Regions from separate parts of the Mus musculus genome. Here regions 1 and 2 are each linked to region 3. Evidence: chromatin contacts called from ENCODE POLR2A ChIA-PET data. All regions are on one chromosome and are shown on one strand. The core of a region is the stretch at or near the end of the contact, and the rest is flanking DNA. Distances in the headings are between cores, read along the strand shown.

Region 1 (3,094 bases), core at 305-2,804, 50 kb after region 3:
TGTGAAGGACGGAGGAATGGGAGGGGTCGCGGCTATAGTTCACTTCAAAGGAAAAAACGACTAGAACTCTCCATTGGGTATTTTTCCTCCTCCCTGACCAATGGCCCACCTCCTCATCCCCTGTCCAAATTAACCACTAGTGGAGGCTATTTAACTCAGTGTTTCTCTAAATCGGACTTCTTCACAGATTGGCATCCTCTTCCAGACTAGAAGCTGCAGGATACATACCTTCCCAATCTCAACCCTTGCCCTGAACAGCGGGGAGTCGCCCCTACTCCTCCCACATGAAACTACAAAACCCGGAGAGCCCTGCGCAACGTGCAAGGCCACATTCAAGGGTTTTTCTGGGAGTCGCCTGGGGGATGTAGTTCGCCGTACGGGTTACAATTCGAACTTAGAATAGGAACTAGGGACATGGCCAACTACAATGCCCATAATGCTTCACGAGACCAGGAGTGGGCAAGGCGAGAGCTGTAGCTTCCGGGAGTGGTAGTCATACTACAGCTACAGAGAATGAAAAGCAAAAGCAGAGAGGTATGGAGAAAACTACAAGTCCCAGGGTGCATCGCAAGGAGGCGGTAGCCCAAGGTTTGCAGGCCTGGCCGAATGACCAGGGCAATGGAAGGAAGTCGTGGTCGTCGCGGGCGTGGGGAATGGGCTTACCGGCGTGTCGAAAGAGAAAGCGCACTCGTCTTTATGGACCCGGTCTCCCGCCTTGGGGACACGGATCGTCGGTAACACTGACAGCAGCGCCTCTTCACTCAGCTCCGCCATGACACCGGCAGCAGCTCCTCCTCACACAGCAGCTCCCACTGTACCTAGTACCGCCCCCCTCCGTCTCTCGCATCCAATGAGCGCGACTCAGTGTGCGCATGCGCTAAAGGCAAGACGCGCGAGATCGGCAGTTGGACCCAGCCTGCCTCCTGGCGCTCCACCCTCTGCCCCCACTCAGCGAATACCAATAAAAAGCGCCGCGGGTACAACTGATGGCCGAAAGGACCAATCCTGCTCTCCCAGGGCAAGTGCTCATGTGGCGGTTCCAGGAGGGCTGGGAGTTGCAGGAGCTGTGATTCAAGGACTCTAGAATGCCTTACGTGCAGAGCAGAAACTGTGAATTGTTTAAACGCATTGATTACTGAAACTTTGCCAAGGACTCGTCCAATCAGAAAGCACTTGTCTTGGTATTTGAAAAGCAGTAGTCAATGAGGCGATTTTGAGAGATGCGTGATAACTCCGTCAACCAATAAGGATGGCTGTTTCGCTTTAGACAAACCATATTAACTCCGTCTCCAGCTGGCTTTGTGCATACAGTCTGATAACTCATTCTATTTTGTTTAATGAAACAGAAAGGCCGAGTGGCACCCATCAAGTCCACCGCTGTCAGGCTGATACTAAACAAAAGTCCCCAGCTCACGGAGCCACCACCGGAGGGCAAGCCAGTCCTCAGCCCATTGGCCAGTCCTCATGATAGACATCCTTCAGACCAATGGCTTTCTGCTCCGGAAGGCGCATTTTCCACAACTGGCCTATGAGAGTCTGCTTCGGCTTAGCCAATAGGGTCGGGGCAGGGGGCGTGGAGGGAAGTTTGAAACTCCGGGCTTTGGGAGTTATTTCTCTAGCTGGTGTTCGGGCAGAGGTCGAGCTGGGGCCCGGTAAGTAATGTGAATGAATTAGTGGTTAAATACGAAGGCTCCCGCAGACCTGACTGCTCTGTTAAAAATCTCCATTCGTTATCCTTGCAGAGTTCTCTGGGCTAGCGACCCGGAGGTTCCTCTGCTGGAAGCTGGGAAGATCGGGTGGGTATGGGGTCAGAGGTCCGACACGGAAGCAGTAAGCTCTGAGTCTCTTCTGACGGACGTCCCTTCCTCTGCATCTGCACAGCCGGGCCCCGTCCCCAGCCCCAGTGGAGATGGGTTCGACTCAGAGCGTCTCAGGCACTCCAGCACGGCCTCTGCCACGCAACAAGCAAGTGGCTCGAGTAGCAGACCCTCGTTCACCTAGTGCTGGCATCCAGCGCACTCCTATTCAGGTATACTGGGCTGGGCTGGGGAATGCAGGGAGGCTGTCTGGATGCGGGCCTCTGCCTAGCTTGTTTACATGAGCCCTCATTCCCACTGCCACTGGAACCCTACTTTCTCCATCCCTCCCCCTTTTATTATTTATTTTTGAGGCTCTAATATAATCTTGTCATATCTGCCTGTCCCTCCCTCCAAACCCTTCCGTATACCCCTCCTTGCTGTCTTTCAAATACATGATCTCTTTTTTCATTAGCTGACTTTCTGCCTTTTTTTTTTTTTTTTTTTTTTAAAGACGGGGTCTCACCATGTAGCCCTGTCACAATGGAGACCAGGTTGGCCTCAAACATATAGAGATCCTCCTGCCTCCCAAGTACTGAGATAAAAGGCATGTGCCATTACCGTGCCTGGCAACTTTCTGCATTCTTTAACCTGCACTGGGCAGTCGCAGGTCTGGCTAGAAATATGGGGAGGAGATAAAGGTCAGGGCCCAGACTTTTTTTTTTTTTTAAAGATTTATTTATTTATTTTGTATATGAGTACCCTGTTGCTGTCTTCAGACACACCAGAAGAGGGCATCAGATCCCATTACAGATGGTTGTGAACCACCATGTGGTTGCTGGGAATTGAACTCAGGACCTCTGGAAGAACAGCCAGTGCTCTTAACCGCTGAGCCATCTCTCCAGCCCAGGGCCCAGACTTATTCTAACCTGTGGTATTGACAGGTAGAGAGCTCTCCACAGCCAAGCCTACCAGCAGAACAGCTGAACGGTCTCAAACAGGCACAAGACCCAGATCCCCGCTCTCCTACTCTTGGCATTGCACGGACACCCATGAAGATCAGTGGTCCAGGCAAGTGATGGGCTCAGGGGGTGCCTGAAACTGACACCTATTCTAGGGTGCTTTCACCACCATTTTTGTTTTACTGGGTTGTTGTTGTTGTTGTTGTTGTTGTTTATTTATTTGGTTTTTTTTTGTCTGGGGTTTTAACCAAAGGTCTTAAGCATGCCAGGGTTTCTATCCTCCTGTATGGGACCTTTCTCACTTAAAAACATTTTCTAACACAGATTTGGGGGTGG
Region 2 (2,974 bases), core at 170-2,669, 39 kb before region 3:
GGAGGCAGAGGTAGGTGGGTCTCTTGAGTTCGAGGCCTGCCTGGTCTACAGATTGAGTTCCAAGATAGCCAGGGCTACACAGAGAAACCCTGTCTCAAACAAACAAACAAAAAATTAAAAAGCATTATGTTTTCAGTCTCGGGTGAACCACGTTCAGCAGCTTAGCCTCAAGCAGCCTGATTTGAAAGAGACTCCCTGGTAGTCCTGGCTAGCTAACAAACAAACAAACAAACAAACAAACACAAAATTAATAAACAACTGTCCTTGGGAAGAGAGGGCTCAACCTGCCACACCAAACCTATTAGCCAAAAGGCAGACAAGAAAGAGTTCAGGTACACGAGAGAGTTCAGGTTAGAGCTGGGCCCAGTGACTCAAGCCTGTCACTTACTCAAAAGGCTGAGAAAGGTGGGTCTCTGGTTCAAGGCCATTCTGGGCAACTTACTGCGATCCTGACTCGGGGAGAGCTGGGAAGTTCGAGGGCCATGGAGAAACACTTGCCTATGTAGGGCTTTGGACTCTAGAGCCAGAACTTTTGTTTGGTGGGTTTTTGTTTTTTCAAGACAGGGTTTTCTTTGTATAGCCATGGCTACCCTGGAACTCCTCACCCTACATACCAGGCTGGCCTTGAACTCAGAGACCTGCCTGCCTCTGCTTCTCAAATGCTGGGATGAAAGGCCACTGTGGCCATGCCTGGCTTCAAGAGCCATAACTTTTCAGGCGGGGCTTAAGTCTAGTCCCTGAACTGTGAGTGGCAATGTTTGATGTGACTGCCGCCCTGTGGCGAGAAAAAGATCGATCGGGGGGGGGGGGGGGCATCATCATGCGTCCCACCCCCAGTCCATTCCTTTGCCAAGCCCTGTGGGACCCACCTTCCCCGTCGCAGCTGAAGCCATAGGCTTTAATAACCTCTTGTTGGATCTGTGTGGCTACGGGCAGCACAAATTGCAGCATCTTGCCCATATCGTTGCACGCATTGTCTCTAGCCTCGTCCATGCGCACGGCATTCTCTGGGGCCGAGAACGCTTGAATCACCTCCGCCAGGACCACTGCGAGACGGAAGCATCCCAGAGAGGTCCGCGGAGGACGGCGGGCGAGCCCAGAGGAGGGAAGAGGCAGGGAATTAGTGGGCCGAGGCCTGCAAGCAACCCGATAAGCTTGTCCTCCCAACCCTTCGCCCTAATGGGCAAGGGCCCCACTTGGAGAGGCAAAGAATAGTATCGCGCCCTCCCCCCAGAAGACGGCCCACACCCAGACTAGGCTCTTTCCTCACCCTTGGCCTGCTCCGCGCTCAGGGCCGCGGGCTGAGCCGAGGCGGACGCCATAGAACGCCACTCGGTGCTTGAGTAGTGGGAACACAGAAGAGATCCGGAGAACCCTGCAGCCAGCCACCTCCCCCACGGATGCAGGCCAGAGGAGGCAGAAAGGAAGCGGGACCGCACGAGGCGGAAGTCTCAGAGCGTGGCTCTAGCACATACGCGTTTCCTAGGAAACCAGAGAAGGATCAAAGCCCCTCTCACACACCGGGGAGCGGGGAAGAGAACTGTTTTGCTTTCATTGTAGACCAGTGAAATTGGGAGGGGTTTTCCGACCGAAGTCAGAAAACCTGCTAGACAAATTCTAAAAGAGCTGTAACACTTGCGGAAGTGCGTCTGTAGCGAGCCAGGGAAGGACATCAACTCCACTTTCGATGAGGGTGAGATCAAGGTGCCATTTCCACACCCCTCCACTGATATGTGAATCACAAAGCACAGTTCCTTATTCGGTTCGATAAACAATATTCTAAAAGACTATTAAAACCGCTCGTTTCTTGAGTTTGTGACCGCTTGTAAAGGCTATGCAAATGAGTCAGTGCTGATTGGCTGAAAACAGCCAATCACAGCTCCTATGTTGTTAAAAAAAAAAAAAGAGCTTCGCGAGATTAAAGGCTTGGAGCTAAAGCCGAAGTGAATCGGACTTAAGTAGTGGCAGGCGATGTGGCCCGATGTCTTGTAGTCTCATCCTTACAAGTTCCCCACACTGCAAAGACTCTGGAACATCAGGCCCGACCGGGCATAGCGCCACATTTCTGTGATACCAGCACAAAAGCTGAGAAGTTCAAGGCCAGCTTGGGCTCCATGGCCCTGCTTCATTAAAAATAGAGGGGTTGCAAAGATGGCTCACCCTGCTTGGCAATTCCTAACTGCCCTAACTCCAAGCTACAGGGACCCAACAGCTTCTGGTCTCTTTTGAGGCCTTGCATTCATAAGCGCAGACATGAGCTCATACACCTAACTATTAGTAAATCTTTTACAAATACTAATCTTATTGGCCTCCATGTTATACACCTTTAACTGTTTCAAATCATAAACTATGCTGAGAAGGGATTCAGATCTCTGAAACTGTCTCTGGAGCACTCTGGTGGCACATTATGTCAGTGATGTACTTCCAAGGGCTGAGTAGGTCTTAGATTTGCTTATGCTTGCTGTGCGCCTATTCTTGCTCTGAACGGCCTCAGGAGCCTGAACTCCCCAATCTAAAGGTCTAGGACAGGGCACCCCATAAGTATAGCTGAGCATCCAAGATCAAGAAGAGCCTTGTCAGGTTAAAGAGATGGCTCAGGGGGTTAAGAGCACAGACTGCTCTTCCAGGTGTCCTGAGTTCAATTCCCAGCAACCACTTGGTGGCTCACAACCATCTGTAATGGGATTTGATATTCTCTTCTGGTATGCATGAAGACTCTTGTAAAATAAATGAGTAATAAAAAAGAGCCTTGTCCAACTCCTAAGTTTCCATAAGAAAACCCCATTCATCCCTTCCCACTTCCCCTACAACAACCAGACCTCTCTCCCTACCCACCCCAACACCCTACCCACTGCAACCACCCTCCCCCAAATAAAAAACACGTCACAGACATATTCCTGGGGAACTGTGAGGATGTTTTTGTTTGGTTGGTTTTGGTCAGGATGTTTTTTAAAGAGCATCATATAGATATTTA
Region 3 (3,115 bases), core at 261-2,760:
CCATCGGCCTTGAGCCATAGGAGGTGAGTGAGACTGTTGAGCGGCGATATGTCTGTAATATGGTTCTCAGAAATATCCACATAGCGAAGATGGATATAGGAGCGCAGTAAGGAGATGTCTGTGAGGTCCCTAGGAGGTGGGAGGGGGGGGGGAGAGATCCACCGGAAAGGATAAGAACCCAGAGAGAAACGGCACAGGTGCTAGGACAGAGAGCAATGCAGAGAAGCCTTGTACTGGGATGACAGAGACGGAGGGGAAGAGGAGGCAAGTGGGGTTTTCTTCTTGTTTTTCAGTGCAGAGATCAAAACTAGTGCCTTGCACATGGCAGACGACCTTTCATACTACTAAGCTACATCTCGGAGCCAAACAGAGACTCCTCCACAGAAGCTTCAGTGTGTTGTTTTTGGTGCTGGGAATGAACCTGGAGCCTTGTGCATACTAGGCAAGTTCTCCACTGCTAAGCTACCCTCCCAGTCACCTAAGAGTCCCGGACGGACGTTCTGAAAAGCGAAGCCCACCATGTCTTCCCATGAGCTCTAGCCCAAACACTCAGGAATGAGAGAGGGAAGGCACGAGATGCTCCCGTCTCGCAGTCCTCACCTGTCCTTAGCCTCCAGCTTAATATAAGCGTGAGCCAGTCCACTGCCAATCTTGCAGAGTAATGAGAGCCCTTCCTTCATCATGGCCTCCGTGATGGGGGTGGGCAGCCACTGTAAGAGGTGGGGAATACAGGCATCCCTCTCCAGCTCCCCTCTAGTCCCGAGCCCCGGGAGCCCTCCTGAAGCAGGCTCTCACTTCCTCAGAGGCTTCTTCTGTCTCTTTCCTGTAGTCTTCCCATTCCTCTATCTCCTTGTCACTTTCCACTTCATCCTGTTCTGCATCAACGTCATCCACATCATCTTCATCCGACATCTTTCTCTGCCCTGCGCTCTGGAGTCAGATGAGACTCAGTCCTGGTCCTGAGAAAGAAGGTCTTAGCTCCCACCCCCCCAACCCTCCAGTCCCTCACCTCCAGCTACAGGTGCCCTATACAGTCTGTCTCCTCTGAACTCCCACTTGTGCATCTTTCCTCATGCTGGAGACCGTCTTTGGACTCCCAGTCTCTGCTCGGAGCCTCCTCCCACTCCACCCCTGCTCCCTTCAGGACACTTTCCCACACTCCCGGACTGTTCCTGCTGTCACTTGCCTCCAACAGTGTCCCAGCAGCCCAGCGTCCTCCTTCCTCAATTCCCTTTGATACAGTTCTACATGTCCTCCTAAAATCTCCCCTACCTACTCCTCCTCCCCTTCTTTACCCACACCTCACCTCCGGGTTGGGTTCCCTTCCACCCCAACCCCTCTTCTAATGCGGCCTCTTTGCTTAACACCACCATTTCCCTGACACGAAGTCTTCAACCCTCCAACCCAGTTCGCCTTCAGAAGTGGGCGCAGACCCTGACTCTGCTCCTCTAGAAGTAGTTAAGGAGAGGATCTTTGTGCTGAGACGCCAAGACTGTTTTTTTGGAAGACGCAACGGGGTAGCCGGAGTTATTTATTGTTGTTATGGCAACAGGGGCGGGACGCTTAGCTTTGCAGCCAGCTTCCGTTGAGAGTTTAGAGTACCTCAACCGCAAAGCAAAAACCCTAACGCCCCTCTTTCCACCCTCAGCGGGTAGCTCAGTAGTTGCCAGGTTACGAGGCCAAATTTCTAATCCCAGGAACCAGGAGAAGGCGAGAAAAGAGTGTCAAGGAGTTAATTGTCGGCGGACATAAAACAATGGTCCAATATTAACAGCAGCACTGAGAAGCGGGAGGGAGGCGGGGCTGGCCATTAAGTCCTTAAAGCAATTAGATGTCCGGATGCAAAGGAATTGGGCTTTAAGACTATACCTAAGAAGCAAAAAGGAGATGGATGAGGGGGGAAAGGCACGAAGAGAAGCAAGAAATACTAAGTTATGGGATTTGTTGCTGGCCGGGTTCCGCTCATTTACTTCGAAGGTGGCCTGGTGGTGCAAACCTTTAAGACCCAGCTTTGCGACCCCTGCGACCCCCTCTGGCAGGAAAGATAACTCAGAGATTAAGGGCCCTGGCTGTTCTTCTAAAAGACCCAGCTCTATTCCCAGCACTCACAAACCATCTGTAACTCCTGCTCTAGCGATCTGATGCCATCTTCTGACCTCTACACATAAAATAATAAAATTAATACATCTAAAAAATAAAAGGTCTGGCTTGGAGTCTTGGTAGATCTGCTGATTACTAGCAGTCCTCTAGAATTCTGTAGAATAAACGTAACGTTAAGAACTGGGAGGAGTCTGCTGAGTTACTCTGTGTCTTCGCTGTTGCTGTTTTCCTCTGAAGCAGCAGACTTTCTATGTAAGCCAGGCTGCCTCGAAGTCACTCCTTTCCCAGCCTCTTAAACACTGGGATTACAGGTGAGCGCAACCATGCCCAACTAACACTATCTTGTGGAGTCTAAGGAAAAGAGAATGCTTGATACAGGAACACATGGGACTAATTGTTACCTGCTTTATATAAAATGCAAATTGGAGGCTAGATGGCTCAGGGGTTGAGAGCACTCGTGCAATTGCAGAGTTTTCAGCACCCACAAAAGGTGGCTCCCAACCATCTAGGACTCCATCTCCAGGGGATCCAATGTCTCTGGCCTTCATGCACATACTCTCCCCACCCACACACACATACACACACAACCATACACTTGGGTAAACTAATCTTTTTAAAGATTGCAAAGTGGTCTGATGGAATATGTGTGGGCTGGAAGTCAGAAAGTGTTCCTTTGGATCAGTCGAGTTTGGGGAACGTAATCGACAAATCTGTTCTCTTGGTGTCAAGGAACGGGAGCTCTAGCAACAGCGGTAGCTTTAAAGCATAAATCCTGGGTTCCAAACAGCTCTGCTACTCAAAGCTGTGTGTTCTTCAGCCTATATCATCTATAAATATATTGCTGAATTATGCATGGTGGCACACGGCTGTGAACAGCAGCTGTCTGTAAGCTGAAGCAGGAGAATGGTCTGGGCTAGGCAGGGCTACTTCAAAATGAAACAGCGTTTATCTCAAAGAATTAGAGAGTTTTCCAAAAAAAACCAATGTAAGTGGTTTTGCACTTGGTTGACCCGGT

Evidence for each region. ChIA-PET counts read pairs that join two places held with the same protein, here RNA polymerase II (POLR2A).
Region 1: POLR2A ChIA-PET joins it to region 3 with 17 read pairs in embryonic stem cell. The contact joins the promoter of Cdca3 here to the promoter of Lrrc23 in region 3. POLR2A ChIA-PET finds 5 or more read pairs at or near these places in 3 of 5 experiments (Patski and embryonic stem cell).
Region 2: POLR2A ChIA-PET joins it to region 3 with 37 read pairs in embryonic stem cell. The contact joins the promoter of Grcc10 here to the promoter of Lrrc23 in region 3. POLR2A ChIA-PET finds 5 or more read pairs at or near these places in 5 of 5 experiments (Patski and embryonic stem cell).

The regions. Positions count from the first base shown.
Region 1 is chr6:124,828,622-124,831,715 of GRCm38, forward strand. Cdca3 (cell division cycle associated 3) reads left to right here and starts at 1,555. Exons shown (of 6, transcript NM_013538.5): 1 at 1,555-1,652; 2 at 1,882-2,029; 3 at 2,741-2,867. The coding sequence starts at 1,910. Usp5 (ubiquitin specific peptidase 5 (isopeptidase T)) reads right to left here and starts at 863. Exons shown (of 20, transcript NM_001326594.1): 1 at 664-863. The coding sequence starts at 774.
Region 2 is chr6:124,739,650-124,742,623 of GRCm38, forward strand. Grcc10 (gene rich cluster, C10 gene) reads right to left here and starts at 1,420. Exons shown (of 3, transcript NM_013535.2): 1 at 1,271-1,420; 2 at 870-1,046. The coding sequence starts at 1,322. Rnu7 (U7 small nuclear RNA) reads right to left here and starts at 1,637; the gene lies at 1,576-1,637. Atn1 (atrophin 1) reads right to left here. Exons shown (of 10, transcript NM_007881.4): 10 at 2,895-2,974.
Region 3 is chr6:124,778,217-124,781,331 of GRCm38, forward strand. It overlaps Lrrc23 (leucine rich repeat containing 23), which reads right to left and starts at 1,511. Exons shown (of 8, transcript NM_001302555.1): 1 at 1,434-1,511; 2 at 796-930; 3 at 601-710; 4 at 1-129. The coding sequence starts at 912.